2 separate regions of the Homo sapiens genome follow, and region 2 is linked to region 1. A link is a loop called in an ENCODE intact Hi-C map of the cell type or tissue named here. Cell type or tissue: endothelial cell of umbilical vein. All regions are shown on one strand. Each heading gives the region's core, and the rest is flanking DNA. Links, peaks and the distances in the headings are about the cores only.

Region 1 (8,178 bases), core at 2,136-6,135:
CTTCAGTTTCCTCATCGGTATAACAGAATAGCAATACCTGGTCCATGTGATTGTTGTGAATATTATATATGAAAGAACTGGACAAATCACATTTGAGCACTTACTATACTCTTGAAGAATTTGAACTAGTTTAACTCTATTCTCCAGTTCGGGTGCTCCCCTCCGCAGTAGGAGGAGAAGAGGTTTGAGGGAAGGAGGACAGATGACATTTGCAGGAATTTGGCCAGGCATTGTGCTATGTGTTCTCTGTACAGAGACTCATCTGACCCTTCCACAGCTGCCCTGTGAGCCATGTACTCTTATCCTTACTCTACACTTGCACGCCTGGTGCTCAGAGAGGGGAAGCTATCTACCTCAGTGAACCTAGGCCTGACACCAAAAATCTATATCTTTTATAGACACCCACAATCGATTATAACACCCACAATCTATCAAAACTACAATTTATTTTTTTCTGGCTGACAATGCAAGAAAATCTCAAGGTGGAAATTCATGCAGATGAGATAAGTTTCAAACACAATCTCCTATTATTCAATTACCCTGTTATCCCCCATTAAGCCATCTCTTAGATGACCCCTGGTTACCACTGTCCTTCTTATCTCAGTCTACCTCCCACCCAGGCTTATGCTGGAGAAGCACAAAAGTACAAGAGACCTTAGAGATCGTTTGATCCAGCTCCTGCTCTAAGAGCAAGGAAACTGAAGCCCAGAATGAGTTCCAAAGCCGCCCAGTAGAAGCCTGCTCCTGAGGGTTGTCCCCTGCCCCCTGCCCCACTCTTGCCCTGGGAAACCCGTGCTTCCTCCCCTCTTGCCCCTTTCTCAGAAGCAGGCGGCAGAGACACAACACAAAGGACAGAGCGCATCACTATATTTTCCTTTGAACTGTACAGCTGGTTCATTTTACCCACTTTTTTCTTCTAGATCTAGGATATCTGATTTTGAAGAAATGAATGTTTTCATAGAAAGTGGAAATAATAACTCCTTTTGCTAAAAAGAATGCAGAGGGAGGGGATGACCCAAGAATTGATGGTGCATTGCATTTTGTGTAACGTTCTAAACAAGTAAGCGAGGTCCTTTCCTGCCCGGGCCTGAGCTTCTTCTGCACCTGCCTCAGTCAGCTGCGGTGCTGTTCTGGCTGCATCCCTTCTTCCTATGGCTCCAGCCAACCCTTCTTCCTTGGGTCCTGGGCCTTGCTCCCAGGGCCAGCAACCTTCTACTGAACCTCCAGCCATGATGGTTCATTCCAGCTCCCTCTCATTCTTTCTACTTCTTGGGTTATTTCTCACATTCTATATGAGGTAGTTGAGCATTCTGTTCTATTTTGAGGCTGCGCTCCATCACAGAATAAAAATTGCTCAAAATCAGACACATCTGCATTTCAAAGCTAATTCCTCCATGACTACTGACAGTTGTGTGACTCTGGGCAACTCGGTCTCCAGACCTCAGTTTCATCATCTGTAAAATGGGGGAAATAGTATCTCTTTAGAAGGTCTTATGTCAGAATCAACCAAATAGTGTCATTAAAGAGTTTTGCATATGATAAGGGCACAATAGATGGTTGCTTTTCTTCTTCTAGCAGGCTGATTATCCTAAATCTTATACTCCTGCTAAGTCTAGTTGTGGCGCCCCCAGGAATCCACCTGGATAGCGCCAAGTCGAAGTCATCTTTATGTCACCCAGAGATCTGTCAGGGTATGCCTAGCATCATTCTGCCCTACATGTGGCTAAGTGACACTGCTGCAGCTCCATGATATTGCATGCACCACCTTGTCTGGAGCCAGACCGGGCATGCCTCCAATGTCATAATAATCTTCAGGGTGTGATTATCACAGCACACAGAGGCCTGCCAAGGCCCTAGAAGAAAGTTATGATAGGGTGGAAAAGAAACGTGCCTTGGAAACTTGGGTTCAGTGTCCTGCTGTGTCACTTACTATCTCTGTGTCCTTGGGAAAGTTCTTTAGATTCTCTCCATTTTAACTGTAGAAAGCGATAGAAATTTCTTCCTCCCTCCTCCTCTACCCTACCCCATTTCCCTTCAACAAATATGAATTAGGCATCTAGGCACTGGGGAAGCAAAAGCGACTAGAAACAGATAAAATCCCTCCACGATGACATCATGGAGCTCATTGTCTGATGAGGTAGAGGTATGTTCATCAAATAAATAAATGCAAGACTGCAGCCCTCAGGACACTTTATCTGATAGGTTCATGGTGCCAGTGCATGTCTCATGGTGCAATTTGAACCTGTCAGTGAGGTCATGGAATGCATTTTGATGAAGTTGTGACTTCATAGCAACCTGAAAGACAAAAAAGCAGTTACCAGCTAAGAGGGGTGAAAGAGCTTTCCAGGCCAAGGACGGGGTTAGTGTAAAGTCTTAGTAGATGGAGACAAGGGATGCTGGAGGAACTAGAAGGCTGGGGGAGTGCTGGGCAGAGACGATGGCTGGAGGGGCCAGCAGACACAGTGTCTCACAAGCCTTTTAGGCCTTATGAAGGATTTTGGTCATTAGTCTCTTAGGAGCAATTGGTAGCCCTCATATGGTTTTAAGAGGAGGGGATAGACATTCAATAAGTAATTTTTAGAAGAATAAATGAGTCTGTTAATCACTTATCTCCCAAATCACTTATCAAATTAAGTAGTTAGTCACTTATCAAGAGCTTGAATGTACGGGACACAGCAAAGGATGTTTTGGTAGAAAAAAGGGATGGGAAAAATCCGGAAGGTGAGGTGCTGTCTTAGAGTTGAGGCCCAGACACTGTGTCACAGTGGGGTCCCTGGGCCCTGCGGGAAGATCTGAGTACTGCGCACTTGGCATGGGTGTGTGGTTCAAGACAGATATGCTGAGGAAGAAAGGGGAGGATATTCCAGTGTCTTTAACATCAAAGACGCTTTGCTTACTTCATGACTTGAGATCAGGGTTAACCATTCTTGAATATGTTGCAGGTGGAAAAAGAGGAAAACCTAGTGATTATTTGAGGCCTTTACTGAGCCAGTCACATCTCCTAAACCAGTTAGAGGAGTTCATTATCTGACATGGTAAAATGCAGATGTCCAAACTGAAATGCAATTCAACCCTTATAAAGACATTTTCTGATCCTGACATTTACTGACCCTGACTTTCTATGTCTGTAAATTGGGAATAATGATACCTATCTCACTGGGTTAAATGAGAACATGTACATACTGTGCTCAGCATAGTGTCTGGGATCTGTGGCAGCAGCTATTTTCATGGCAATTATTCTGTATGTATGACATAACTTTAAAACTTCTCTAGGGACCAACAAGGCAATGCAATCAAACACCAGCACAGCCAATAAGGGGCAATACGGAGTGGTGGGGACTGTGGCAAACTGGAGAATCCTTACCTGTCCAAAGAGGGCAACAGCTCCTCTTTAGTTTCAGCTATTAGCTACTGAGCAAGAACTCAAAACAAGTGCTTTCTGACTTTTCCAGAAATGCTGGAAATCCTAATGCATAATTTTGTTATCCAATTCAAATAAAAAACTGCAAACAATAACAACCACCAGAATTAGCAACACTATGGAACACAAAAAACAGGTTCTGGAGCAAAGCTAGGCTGAAAGCAGCTAAAACAAAGTTTTACAAAGACCAAGCTGTTCTGGGAAGTCAGATCTGCCTCACAGAAAAGACTCTAAAAGCATGTGAAAGGTCATAATAAAATCAGGTGCAGGCCAAGCGCAGTGGCTCATGCCTGTAATCCCAGCACTTTGGGAGGCCGAGGCGGGCAGATTACCCGAGGTTGGGAGTTCGAGACCAGCCTAAACAACATGGAGAAACCCTGTCTCTAGTGAAAATACAAAATTAGCTGGGCACGGTGGCACATGCCTATAATCTCAGCTACTCAGGAGGCTGAGGCAGGAGAATCGGTTGAACCCAGGAGGCAGAGGTTGTGGTGAGCCGAGATCGTACCATTGCACTCCAGCCTGGGCAACAAGAGCAAAACTCCGTCTCACAAAAAAAAAAAAAAAAAAGAAAAAGAAAAAGAAAAAGAAAAAAAAATCAGGTTTGAAGGAAGCGTTCCAAATACATTCTGTGAAATGGCAGCATTGTTAGAACATGCAGGCACCAACCTCCCTCGGGAAGGATTTTGAAGAGGACAATGCTCATTGGGTTTTAGGTACTGGGGCAATTACTCAAATGTAATAATCTTGAACACACCCAGCTTCTGGGAGCCTGGAAGGTGTTTGCCGAGCTGCTTTTAGGGACAGTGATACCAGCAATATCCACTGGGGGTCTCTCTCATACAAATAATGGCATAGCTGTTCCCAGCAGTTAGAGGAAATGGCAGCCCTGGGACCTGGGGGGATCCAAGGGCAGTCCACGTCTCCATGGGAAGATGGCAGCAGCTCTGTGGCTCTTCACAGTGAAGTGACGACCTGTTGTTAAATGTTTAACAGAAGCCAAACTTGGCTTTTAGGGGACAGCTCTCCTGCCAGCCAGCCAGCTTGCCAAAGGAATCTTTCCTGTGCACAGAGAGCACACTGGGCTTGGAGACATTCTCTGCACAGTGGGATTTGGTGAGAATCTTAAGAGTTTCTGTTCAAGGTCAGTTTGTCTCTCTCAGACCGTGGCACCAAGGAACCTGCTGCTACCCTACTTGATGGGGCTGAACAGGAGATATATTCCACGCTTCACAATTGCCACCTTTCGGGAGCGGCTTCACCAGGTGAAGAAGCCCTGGTTTAGAGATGAGATCTGGGTTTGGGTTCTGGTTCTGCCCCTCATTAGCCATGTGACCTTGAGCAAGCCTTATCCTTTCTCGTTCTCGGTTTCTTCATCTGTAAGATTAGGAATACTCATCTCTAATACTAATCTCAAAAATTGTTTTGAGTGTTAAATAGGAACGAATGCATATGAAACTTTAGAGAAGGGCTTGGCAGATGTTTTCTATGAAGGGACAGATAGAAACTATTTTTGGCTTTATTGACCTTACAGGCTCTGTCTCAACTACAGAATTCCACGATTGTAGTAGCGTGGAAGCAGCCATAGGCAATTCATCAAGAGATCAGCAGGGCTGTGTCCACTAAAACTTTATTTTACAAAAACAGGCAGTGGGCTGGGTCTTGCTCATGGGCTGTACTTTGCCTATCCTCACAGCCTGTTTCTGTGAAGCCCGTGAGCTCAGGATGGTTTTATGTTTCTAAAGGGTTGTAAGGAAAAAACAAAGAAAAGGTGACAGTGCCCAGAGCGAGTATTTACCACCGGCTTCTTGGAGAAGCTGGCTGGCTCCGCTCTAGAGCATTGCAGGAAAGTCAGCCCAGGAGGCAGGCAGCTGTGTCCCTGAGTATCAGGGGGCCTGCCTGGTAAGTCACAATGAAACAGACAGTGGCCAGATGACCCCTGGGCCCTATCCAGCTCCAGGGGCTAGGGTCCACATGACTCTGATGACCGAGCTCAGGGGCTAGAGGAGGGAAGGGAAATGGCCCCCTAGTTCTCTTTTCAGTTGTCTATTTCAGATGGTCCTTATGAAAGAGGATCAGCAAAGCTTCCATCAGAAAATGAACCAATAATCAAGTGAATGGGGCTTTCGTTTCCTGAATTGTCTCTAGCCTGTGAGGCTGTGCTTCCATATGGAACTTCTGAGTTCTCTACGAACTCGAACAATGAGTCATGGGCGAGCCCAGGACTCCCACCCACTTGGAGTCATGGGGCTCTGACATGGAGACAAGACCACAGGGTTTCTGTCAGGCCAGAGCCCTGACCCCTCAGCTAAGATGTTTCTTCTTTGTTCTAGATTCAGTCATATAAGCAGAGGCAGCAGGTACTAGGCCTCAGAGTAATAGTCCCTGAAGAAAATAAAGAGAAAGTCTGTCTGAGAAAAGCCAGTTGTGCCAGTTAAAGAATGACCTATGGCCACAATGCCTTACTGGAGGGTGCTTGGGAGCCCATGTCCTCATGTCTGTTGTATCGGGTTAGGGAGATCCTGGTGCATTTCAGTGGGGAGGGGGTTGCTGCTGGTCGTGTTTTCACTCCTTCTCTCTCCTTCCCCAGTGACCCCAAGACAAAATGCTGTTAGGTAAGTGGGGTCTGCTTAGCCCCACTAAGTTCCCCCATCCACCATTAGGAATCAGTGGTATTGTTATAGTCTACCAGGACCGACCTGGTGCTGCTCAGAACCAGGGGCTCAAGGCAGGGCCTCCCTTCATCTTCTTAAATTATTCTCTAGCAGCTCTGAGTCTCCCAAAGATTGGTCCTAGAGAAAAGACTATGTCATTTACTGCTTTTTCTGATGGTAAAAACATGCATATTTACTGCAGAAAATTTGAAAAATAGAGAAATGTGTAAAGAAGAAAACGTACAAAATAACTTTAGACTCAAAACCAATCTGATTAAATCAGGAAATCATTATTTATTGAGCACCTACTATGTGCCAGCCACTGTTGTTCTTGGTGCTGGGGACATAGCAGTGAAAAAAAAACAAAGTCCTCCCCTTCGTGGAGCCTATATTTCAGTAGGGACAGTCAGTACAGTACAGGAAGGGGCTGGGCTGATGGAACAGGATGCCTTTTTTGATAGGGTGGTCAGGACAAGAGGAAGCAAGGGATGCAGCTATTTGGGGAAGAGTGTTTCCAGCAGAAGGAAGAAGACCTGCCCAGGTGTCGGATAAGAGCCTGCTTGGTGCATTCAGGGATACGAAGGAGGCCAGCGTGGCTGAGATGAGGTAGGGGCAGCCGGGGTGAGAACAGGTGGGACTTGCCGGCCATGAAGAGGACCTTGGATTGCTGTTGAGTGAAATGGAAAGCCAAATGTAGGGTCTTGAACAGAAGAGGGACATGATGAGCCTTATGTTTTGAAATGATCATTCTGGACACCAGATGGAAAATAGACAGGGGCTGGGGGTGGGGTTGGCAAGGGGAGAAGCTTGGAAGCCATTTGGTTATTGCGAAAGTCACACAAAGCTGTGAAAGCAGAGCTGGCCTGGTTGAAGGAAGGGTGGAGGTGGGGGGAGGGCCGGCATTTCCTCCCACTGAGCCTCTGCCCTTCCCTTTTCCTGCTCTCTGAGGTTCCACCATGGGACCCCAGGGTACCTAGGATTACAATTTGAAAGCTATTGGACTAGAGGTTCTCTAAGGGCCCTTCCAGCTTTGCCTCCTGTGCTCTTGTGTTTCAGGACCATGCTGATTCTGTGGGACCAGGCCCGGGCTCTACCAGCCAGGCCTCTGAACATGTCAACTTGAGAACTGAACAGGTTCAGGGTCTAGGAAGGGGAGACATTTCAAAATTTTAATTAAAAAATATTTTTAACGTTTAAATTTTTGTAGAGACAGGGTCTTCCCATGTTGCCCAGGCTGGTCTCAAATTTCTGGGCTCAGGTGATCCTCCCGCCTTGGCCTCCCAAAATATTGGGATTACAGACATGAGCCATGAGATTTGGAAACTTAATTCAGCTCCCACATACTAAACGTGGCCAGCCCTGTGTGGGGATTGTAAGAGGGGATAAGTAAGAGGAAATGTCTGCTCCAAGAAACTCACTGGCTGGGATGGGAACTAGGGAATCACACAAATGGCCCAGCCCAAAGTCTGAGAGGCCCCGGCCCCTCCCTGCCTGGCCTTTTTTCCATGTGGCCCCTGAGCCAGTGGTTCCCAAACTGGGCAGGTCATGGGGTCATCGAGGAACTTCAGAATATGCAGATGCCCAGACTGTGCCCTCAAAGATTCAAATTCAGTTAGTCGAGGGTGGGTGGGGCCTGGGAATCTGTTCAGACAAAGGCCTGGCCTGAAGCCTGGGCTGGAGGGTTCAGTCCAGACAGAAGAACAGAGACTGATGAGAGGGCTTCTGCCAGCTTCACCAAGCCCGTGCTAGGCAGGATGTGGAAATCAAGCCTGTCTTCCAGTGGGGCACGGGGGTGGGGAGCTGGAGGAGGGGGTGGCAGCTCCTTTATCAGCTGTCCCCATCAGAGGCCCTTCTCCCAGGAAGGAATGTTTAAAAAACTCCCAGGAAGGAATTGCTGGGTTTGGAGACTATGAGAATTCCCCATCTCCCCCAATCTCCTCAGCCACCTCAAATCAACCAGCCCGTCTCCCCATGTTTGGGTTAACTCCTTATTGGCTCGGAATGTCTCGCCTGGGTTGACTACTGATCTGTGAGATCGCTTAGTGGCCTGAAATATTTCCAGAATACAAGCAACACTGACAAAAATATTCTTGTAGGGCCCCA
Region 2 (8,178 bases), core at 2,388-6,387, 690 kb after region 1:
CTATTCCACTCATGATGATAGAGTGTGGAGGCAGTTAGCACAAGGTCCCAAAGCCTTCATTCCTGAATGCTGTGATTTGAAAACCACCCCATCCTACTGAACTTTCTTGATATTTGTCATTGTGAATTACTGCGTGTTTATTCTGGGAAAATGAATCATGGTTGTAAACATTTGCCTGGAACCAAGAGGCTGTCAGTCTGGGCATTGGAAGAATTACTAAGGACAAGATGACCTAACGTGACCCAGATATGGGAGGGAAGGAGAATAAAAAAAGGAGAAAAAGAATAACAAGAAAGGGGAGGGAAAAGACCAGCAGCAATGAGGGAAAACTAGAAAATTTTGTGTCTGAGAAGGAATTATGACAGAATACAAGTTGGGGGACAAGTTTGCCTTTGCCTCAAGCTCCTCCCTCCCTTGTCCTTCACAGGCCAAAGGACCAGACTACCCTCAGAACCACCTGCAGAAGAATCCTGTTCCCTCCCATGCTAAGTTTCTGGGTGCATAGTTAGAGGTCTTGCCTGTCTCTAACCCTGTTTTTCACCTGGCTTGGGATAATGCAGATAATGCAAAGAGTTGGAGCCTGTGCTCAGCTCTGTTAACTACTTGTGAGAGGTGGACACAAGCACAGGCCTGTAGTCAACATTTGTTTGCACCATGAATTTATTATTTATTATTGTGTCCCTGAGACAATATGACCCATAAAGAGATGGTGCCAGTTAATCGTAGGTCAGTCTCCATTCAAATAAAGTCCACATTCTCTTTGGAGAGCAGACATCTTTGCAAGACTACTGACTACCAGTCATCTCCAGCCCTTAGCTTAGGCTTGATCACTGTGACTCTGATAAGCTTCTCCTTGGCATGCTAGCCTCACACGCTCTCTCTAAGTCTACTCCAAAAGGCTTTCTGGCAGCTCTATTTTGTAGGCTTGGTCTGTCCCACCCACATATTTTCTATTGCTGATTGCCAAGATGCCTGTAGCCAATGTTTGTTTGCACCATGAATTTATTCTCTAGTAGGAGGAGGGATAAGAAGTTCAATAGCCGAATTAGTATACAAAAAGGGCAAAAAGAGGTAGTGTGGAAATATAAATTAAACTCTGTGGGATCCCAAGAGAAAAGATGATTAATTACAACTAAGTGAATCAAGAAATGCTTCACGGAAATGGTATTCACACTGGGCTTCTGTGGGCAGGTTTCAACAGACAAGGTGGGAAAAAGGCATTCCAAGTGAGAACAATGTAAGATGGGGACAGAGCTGGAAAAGTTCAGTGTAGGTGGAGTTCTGATCATCAAGGGCCTTCAATGCTGTGCTCAGGAATTTGAACTTCATTCCATAGACAGTTGTGGACCAGTGGAAGCTTCTAAGCAGAGGAATGGTATCAGATCTGATGATAGTGACCATTTATTGAGTACTCACTATAATCTAGGCATCGTGCTAAACACTTCACAGGCATTCACTTAGCCTTCATAATCACCCCATGAGGATGGTGGACTTGGACAGTAGTTTGAGAATGGGCTAGAAGCAAAATAAATGGTTAGGGATGACATAGTAGGAGAGGCCATGGTCTCAGTGGTTTAGTCCCTTGTCCCTAAATTGTAAAGTTTACTAACAATGGCAATGAGAACTGGAGTTAGAAATCTGAGGTGGCAGAATCAGAGGACCTGGTGACCAGTTAGCTCCTGGGGTCAAAGGAAGCAAGTGGTTAGGGGATCTAGTAAACAATGCCAGCAGACCCTTGTCTTGGGAACTTAGCTCCCCTACCTTCCACCAAAATCCCAATCTCAGGAGAAAGGGGCATTTTGCTATCCACTGAATATGAGACTTGAAGATTCAGAAGATTATAGCCATGAAGGCTTTTCCAGTTGGTCCAGGTGGGAGACCAGACAAGATGTAGAAGCAAATCAATTAGGGGCAATAAAAACACTTCCCTATCTGAAGCGCTCATCATATGGCAGGCACTGCACTAGGCACTTCATAGACCTCATCTCACTGAATATTAACAATAACCTCATGATTAGGGTCCCTGCTGTACTCTAAGATAACTGAGATTTAGACAGATTAGGTAACTAGCCTGGGTTCACATACTAAGCAGAATTGAGATACACACCCAGAGTCTATGCTTATGACAGTGCAAGAAACTGCCTAAGAGGAAGACTTAGGCAGAGAAGACTATGACAGTGCAAGAAACTGCCTAAGAGGAAGACAGACTTCTCAAAAAGCAGCCAAGACAAGTCTGGCTCAAATTGGATTCATTCTCATGTCTACTAATGCATTTATTAATTTACCCTTTCATTTATTCATACACTAAACAATTGCTGAGCACCTGCTCTGTGCGGGCATTGTGCTAGCTATTTGGGATAAAAAAAAACTAATAAGACACCATGTCTGTCTTCAAGGAGACTATTCTAGAAGTGAAGGCAGGCAAGTGAACAGATAATTATAATGCACAGAGGAGGAAAGCAGCTAACCTGGCTTGTGGGGCTAAGGAAGGGAGTTGGAGAAGACTTCCTAAGGTGATACCTGAGCTCAGTCCAGGAGTAGAGGGTGGCTAGGCTAAGGCAAGGAAGTGAGAAGAGAGCAATGTTCCAGGCAGTAGGACTGTTGCAAAGGGGTTTGGGTCATAATCCTGAGAGACATGATCCAAAATGCCATAATCCTGAATACTGAAATCCCAAAAGATTTAAACCCCTAAAGTCTAAATTACAATCACAGTATAGACGTATCATTTTAGGCAGAACTATTACTTGTTATTGTCTTCATTGGAAATGAGGTATGTTTAAGGAGATGTGTGTGAGTGCCAAGTTGACAAGGGGTGAACTTGTGGACTTAATTTTAAATGTCAACTTGACTGGATTAAAGAATACCTAGAAATCTGGTAAAGCGTTATTTTAGGTGTGTTTGTGAGGGTGTTTCCAGAGGAGATTAGTGCCTGAGACTGAGTGGATTAGCTGGGGAAGATCTTTACCCAATATTAGAGGACACCATCCAATCGGCAAGGGTCCTGGAGAGAACAAATACAGAAGGCTATTGGCATCTGAGAGCTGGAACAGACTTTTCTTCTGCTGCCTTGGACATTAGAAAACACTGAAACTTCCTCAACAAATGAAGAGATGTCCTTTTTGTGCACCTGTATTTATGAAAGATAAGATTTCTCGAGATCGGCCGGGCACGGTGGCTCACGCCTGTAATCCAAGCACTTTGGGAGGCCAAGGCGGGCGGATCACGAGGTCAGGAGATGGAGACCATCCTGGCTAACACAGTGAAACCCCATCTCTACTAAAAATACAAAAAATTAGCCAGGCGTGGTGGCGGGCGCCTGTAGTCCCAGCTACTCGGGAGGCTGAAGCAGGAGAATGGCGTGAACCCAGGAGGTGGAGCTTGCAGTGAGCCGAGATAGTGCCACTGCACTCCAGTCTGGGCGGCAGAGCGAGACTCCGTCTCAAAAAAAAAAAAAAAAAAAACAATTTCTCGAGATCTCAGCTCTTTGAGAAAGTGCATATGATGAGTTGGTGACCCATTGCATTTTTTGATCTATTTCATCAAAAGACTTAGGTTGTTTATCACAGTATTTCAGATGGTTACAGTTATGAGACTGGGTGTACACAATTACCAACCATAATGATATTTATATATACATTTCACTTTTTGACCTATTTCTTTATGAATACAGTTGTCTGCTCATCACGATGTGACTGTCAGTATACCTGAGTAGTTATGATTGCAAAAATGTATTACTTTTATCTATTTTATTGTATAAAGTGGCCTGTGAGTGTTCTGTCATTTTTATATGTATCTCAAATAAAATATCTTTAAACTAATTTTAAAATTACTTTTCCCAGAATTGTAATTTTGTGATTTTGATTTTTGGGGATTTCAACATGTGGGATTATCACATTTGAGATTGTGTCTTTTGGGATTATGATTGGCTCTTGGTGCAAAGAAACAACAGACAGAAACAACAAGCTCTATACTGAGATCTACAAGCAATTTGGATTGTCAAAGGCAATCTTGAGAGGCAGAGGAGACAAGAGGCTGGAGTAGGGGCAAGAGAATGTTCCATTCAGAGTCATGGAGCTTGGATTTCATCCTACAGGCCATGGGGAGCCACTGAAGGGGAGACTTAGTTTCATTAAAGCTCACTCTGACTGTAGTGGGATGACAGTGGGCCAGGAGGCTGGGGAGGAGCCTGCTGCAATGGTACAAGTGAAGGATGACGTTGATCTGGACTAGGTAATGCTGGCAGAGGCTCAGAGGAAGGGCAGGTCTGAGTAATGTTTAAGGGTGAAATGGGTAGCACTTAGGAGTGATGCTCGGTGGGGACAAAGGGTTGAGGCCCCTTGAGGATGACTCATCCTTGAAGGAATCCCCCAGCAGGTTTCCCACTCTCAGCAGTAGCATAGGTAGTGTGGACACTATCAACCCTTATGCCCAGCACAGATGGTCTGACCAAATGCTCATGGTTACCAAAACACTGCTATTGTGGGGAGCTGAGTCTCTATGCAGAAAGGCTTCAGTCCTGAGGCCACTGGCCAGAAAAAGTCCCTCTGCCTCCAAACTACCCCTTCTTGCTGGGAAGGAAAGTGTTAGCTCAGGAGATCTGAGTTGCTCAAACCCTATACATTCCCAAGAAAGGCCTGATTTCCGCAATGGCCCTTGGCCAGTTTCCGGGAGATAAGCTCTGAGTCCCTGGATATTCTGCCTGATAAGGGACATTTTGTTTGCTTGAGGCCTTGGGTCACATGTTACCAGTTGGATCAGATTGTGCTAACAATGTGACTTGTGGCAAACACTTGCTTTTGGTCTAGGAGTGCTGGAGTCTGAGTAGCTGAAACCAGTCACACAGGTACAGCATGCCTACATGACAGATCCCCAATAAAAACTCTAGACACCAAGGCTTGGGTGAGCTTCCTTAGTTGGCAACACTTTATATGTGTTATCACACACTGAGGCTGAGAGGATTAAATACATCCTGTGCAGCTCTATTGGGAGGGAACATCTGGAAGCTTGCACCTGGTTTCTCCTGGACTTTGCCCCATGTATCTTTTCCCTTTGCTAATTTTAATCTATATCCTTTTGCTGGAATAACCTGTAACCATCAGTACAACAGCTTTCTGAGTCCTGTGAATCTCTCTAATGAATTGTCAATGAAACCTTGAGCGCCTGGGGACCCCTGACACACACCCAACTCTGGAGTGACAGAAGAAGGGACTGTTGGGAAAGCATGCAGCCAGAACCTGGCATTTCACCACAGAGTAGGTTCTGTGCAAACAACATAAGTGGGGCACTTATGTATTGCACAGAACAGATGGGCAGGAATGAACACTTGCAGAAAACACTGGGAGGATGTTTCCCAGCTTATCCAGAGTCCAAGGCCACTCCGCTCTTCTCCAAGTGGCCTTGGTGGTCTTGCTTTTGTCCAACACAGCACTTCACCTTTTAATTTTCAGCTTTTCCAAAAAGTCTAATTGTCCTTCTTCAACTCTCCAGCTTATTTCTTTTGCCAGATAGTCATGTCCAAACTGGGTACAGAACTGTAGGCAATTTTCAGATACTGTAAAGTAGAATTTACACTGAACAACAGTTGCAAGAATCTACAGTATGTCCTAGAAATGCAATACATTGCTGTGCCGGCAACTTATAGGTTATTTGAATAACATGCTGTAAACAGCTGGTAAATTAAACTTCTCAGCAATGGGTATAATCCATAGCCAGAAAACCTGAGGTTTGATTTTATGCAAATACAAGCTTTTTGTGCACAATCTTACACCTTACTTTTATCACTTTGTCAGCTGGTTTATAAAACATAAGATACATTTAATAAGTGGTGCCCACCTCCTCTACACTTTTTCCAGACGAGGACTTAGATTAATAGGTATTTCTGCTCATTATGTAGTCCAAGCCCATTCTTGTTTTTAATGACAAGCCTAGGCACTATGAACATTTTACATTCCAGTAAACATGATGACATCCTTGTATATATTTGGAAAGCCTCTCTGAGTTCTCCCCACAACCAAGTGTAACAGCACATGTAACAGCATACTCCCTTCCCCTGGCCCTGCCACTTCCTGGCTTGGTTTTCCCTTCATTATCTCCCACTCTCCACTACTGTTGGGGCCCTCAGTTCTGCACCTAGGTTAGTGGCAAGCAAGACAGGAATTTCTTCATTGTTTATGACCTCGTAGAGGCAGTGTTCTATGCAGAATACAGAAAGTTGGTTATTATAAGCACACAGAAATGCAATACAGAAAATGAAGTAATACAAAGTGATTGAAAGGGTGGGAGGACGGGATTCTAGGATGGGCCTCCAGAAAGCCACTACTGGAACTGCTGAGTTCAAAGACACGCCGCCATGCCTGCTACCCAAGGATCCACATCCTCTGCTGCCTCCACCACCTCTTGATGCCAGGAAGCTAGGGACAGACACTACCACAGTACATGCCCTCTGTCCTCAATCTTGCTTACCAGCAACAACAGCAAATGGGACAGGAAGGCAGCCTCTGCCTTGCTTCCACTATTCAAATCTCACTTGTGCATGTAAATGGCAGAACCTAAGTGTATGTAAGACCTTGCTTGCAAGGAAAGCTTGAGAAATGAAATGTTGAACTTTCCAGCACTCACAGTACAGGAAGCAGACCAGGAGGTGACAGGGTGGAGGTTGAGTCAAGCAGTTTGCTATATTCACCACAGGCTGGTAAGGTCCCTTTAAGATCTAACAGTCCATGTCTGACCAGGATCCTGAGGAAGAAAATGCAGTAATTTTAAGGAAATAATATAGAGAGGGAAGTGTGCCTTCTACTACCACCTCCTCTTCCACTACCATCTATAGGAAGAAATAATTTCCAGATCACATGCTGGAGTGAAGAGAAACCAAAAGAAACTTGAATCTGAAGCTTTGCCTTAACAGTTTGGAGGCTTTCATGGGAAGAGTACATAGCTTTTTAAAACTATGATTTCAAACTTATGAGCTGTTTCATGTCTTGTAAGAGGTGGAGGTCCATATATAACAAAATTTAGATACGTAAGTAGAAAGTAGGATCCACGCCTGTAATCCCAGCACTTTGGGAGGCCGAGGAAGGCGGATCATGAGAGGTCAGGAGATCGAGACCATCCTGGCTAACACGGTGAAACCCCGTCTATACTAAAAAATACAAAAAATTAGCTGCGCATGGTGGTGGGTGCCTGTAGTCCCAGCTACTCTGGAGGCTGAGGCAGGAGAATGGCATGAACCGGGGAGGCAGAGCTTACAGTGCGCCAAGATAGTGCCACTGCACTCCAGCCTGGGCGACAGAGTGAGACTCCGTCTCAAAAAAAAAATAATAATAATAATAAAAAAACAACATGAGAGAAAGAAAGAAAGAGAGAGAGAAAGAAAGAAGAAAGAGATAAGAAAGAAGAAAGAAAGAAAGAAAGAAAGAAAGAAAGAAAGAAAGAAAGAAAGAAAGAAAGAAAGGAAAGAAAGAAAGAAAAAAGAAAAAGAAAGAAAGAAAGAAAGAAGGAACTTGGGATGGGGATGATGGGGTGGAGACTTGTCTAGTGAGAGAAACACATCTGGGACATGTGATTTTCAAGGATATTACGTAACTATTTACAGGATAACTCTGAATGAAGAGTTCAAGAAATTTGAGAGTGTGATTTTAGGAATTCAGATGAAAGACAGAAGAATGATGAGAAACTAAGAGTTGGAGAGTTTGTACAATTCAATATCATTGTAACTTGCAAACAAATAAAATATTGTTTTAAGGCAGGATTTATTAACCTCAGCACTATTGACATTTTGGGCCAGATAATTCTTTGTTGTGCAGGTGTCTGATCACCAGCAATGTCTCCAGACACTGATAAATGTGTCCTGAGAATAAGGGGTAGGGGGTTGGGGGTTAGGGGATAGTTGGGAGCAAAATTGCCTCCAGGTAAGAACCACTGTTTTACAGTTTAGGCTTGGGTATCAGTGTGTAGGCTCACATTAGCAATGGGAATAATAGGGAAGACAACAAAGTTGGTAGAATTTGGAACTTGGAAAGTTAGCAGTTTCCTTTTAATCTTACATATTTGTTTTAAGGGTGTCTTCAGGACCTCAGCAAACCCTCCTAGCATTTCCTGTTCATTCCAACATCCCACAGGTATCTTTGTTGATAAGGGCTCCCCCTACTGGGCATGATGTCCTTAAGCCTTCAGTTTACA

What was found. Peaks named below come from ENCODE experiments on the same cell type or tissue, not always from the same donor. Only the 100,000 strongest peaks of a DNase experiment are listed, where the experiment ranks them.
Region 2: it touches region 1 in a loop (15-fold over the local background); 22 of 110 quality-filtered maps call a loop at or near these places.

The regions. Positions count from the first base shown.
Region 1 is chr1:116,495,310-116,503,487 of GRCh38, reverse strand. It overlaps LOC112268235 (a long non-coding RNA gene), which reads right to left. Exons shown (of 2, transcript XR_002958352.2): 2 at 851-2,295. Among named protein-coding and RNA genes, the nearest start is that of LINC01762, 21 kb to the right of the region's middle. RefSeq lists a cis regulatory region at 276-328 and an enhancer at 4,354-4,453. In endothelial cell of umbilical vein, for the core only: a CTCF peak has its summit at 4,237; a DNase peak (open chromatin) is centred at 4,277.
Region 2 is chr1:115,807,897-115,816,074 of GRCh38, reverse strand. No RefSeq gene overlaps it. Among named protein-coding and RNA genes, the nearest start is that of NHLH2, 29 kb to the left of the region's middle. In endothelial cell of umbilical vein, for the core only: no CTCF peak of the experiment used is centred there; a DNase peak (open chromatin) is centred at 4,654; H3K27ac peaks cover 810 bases.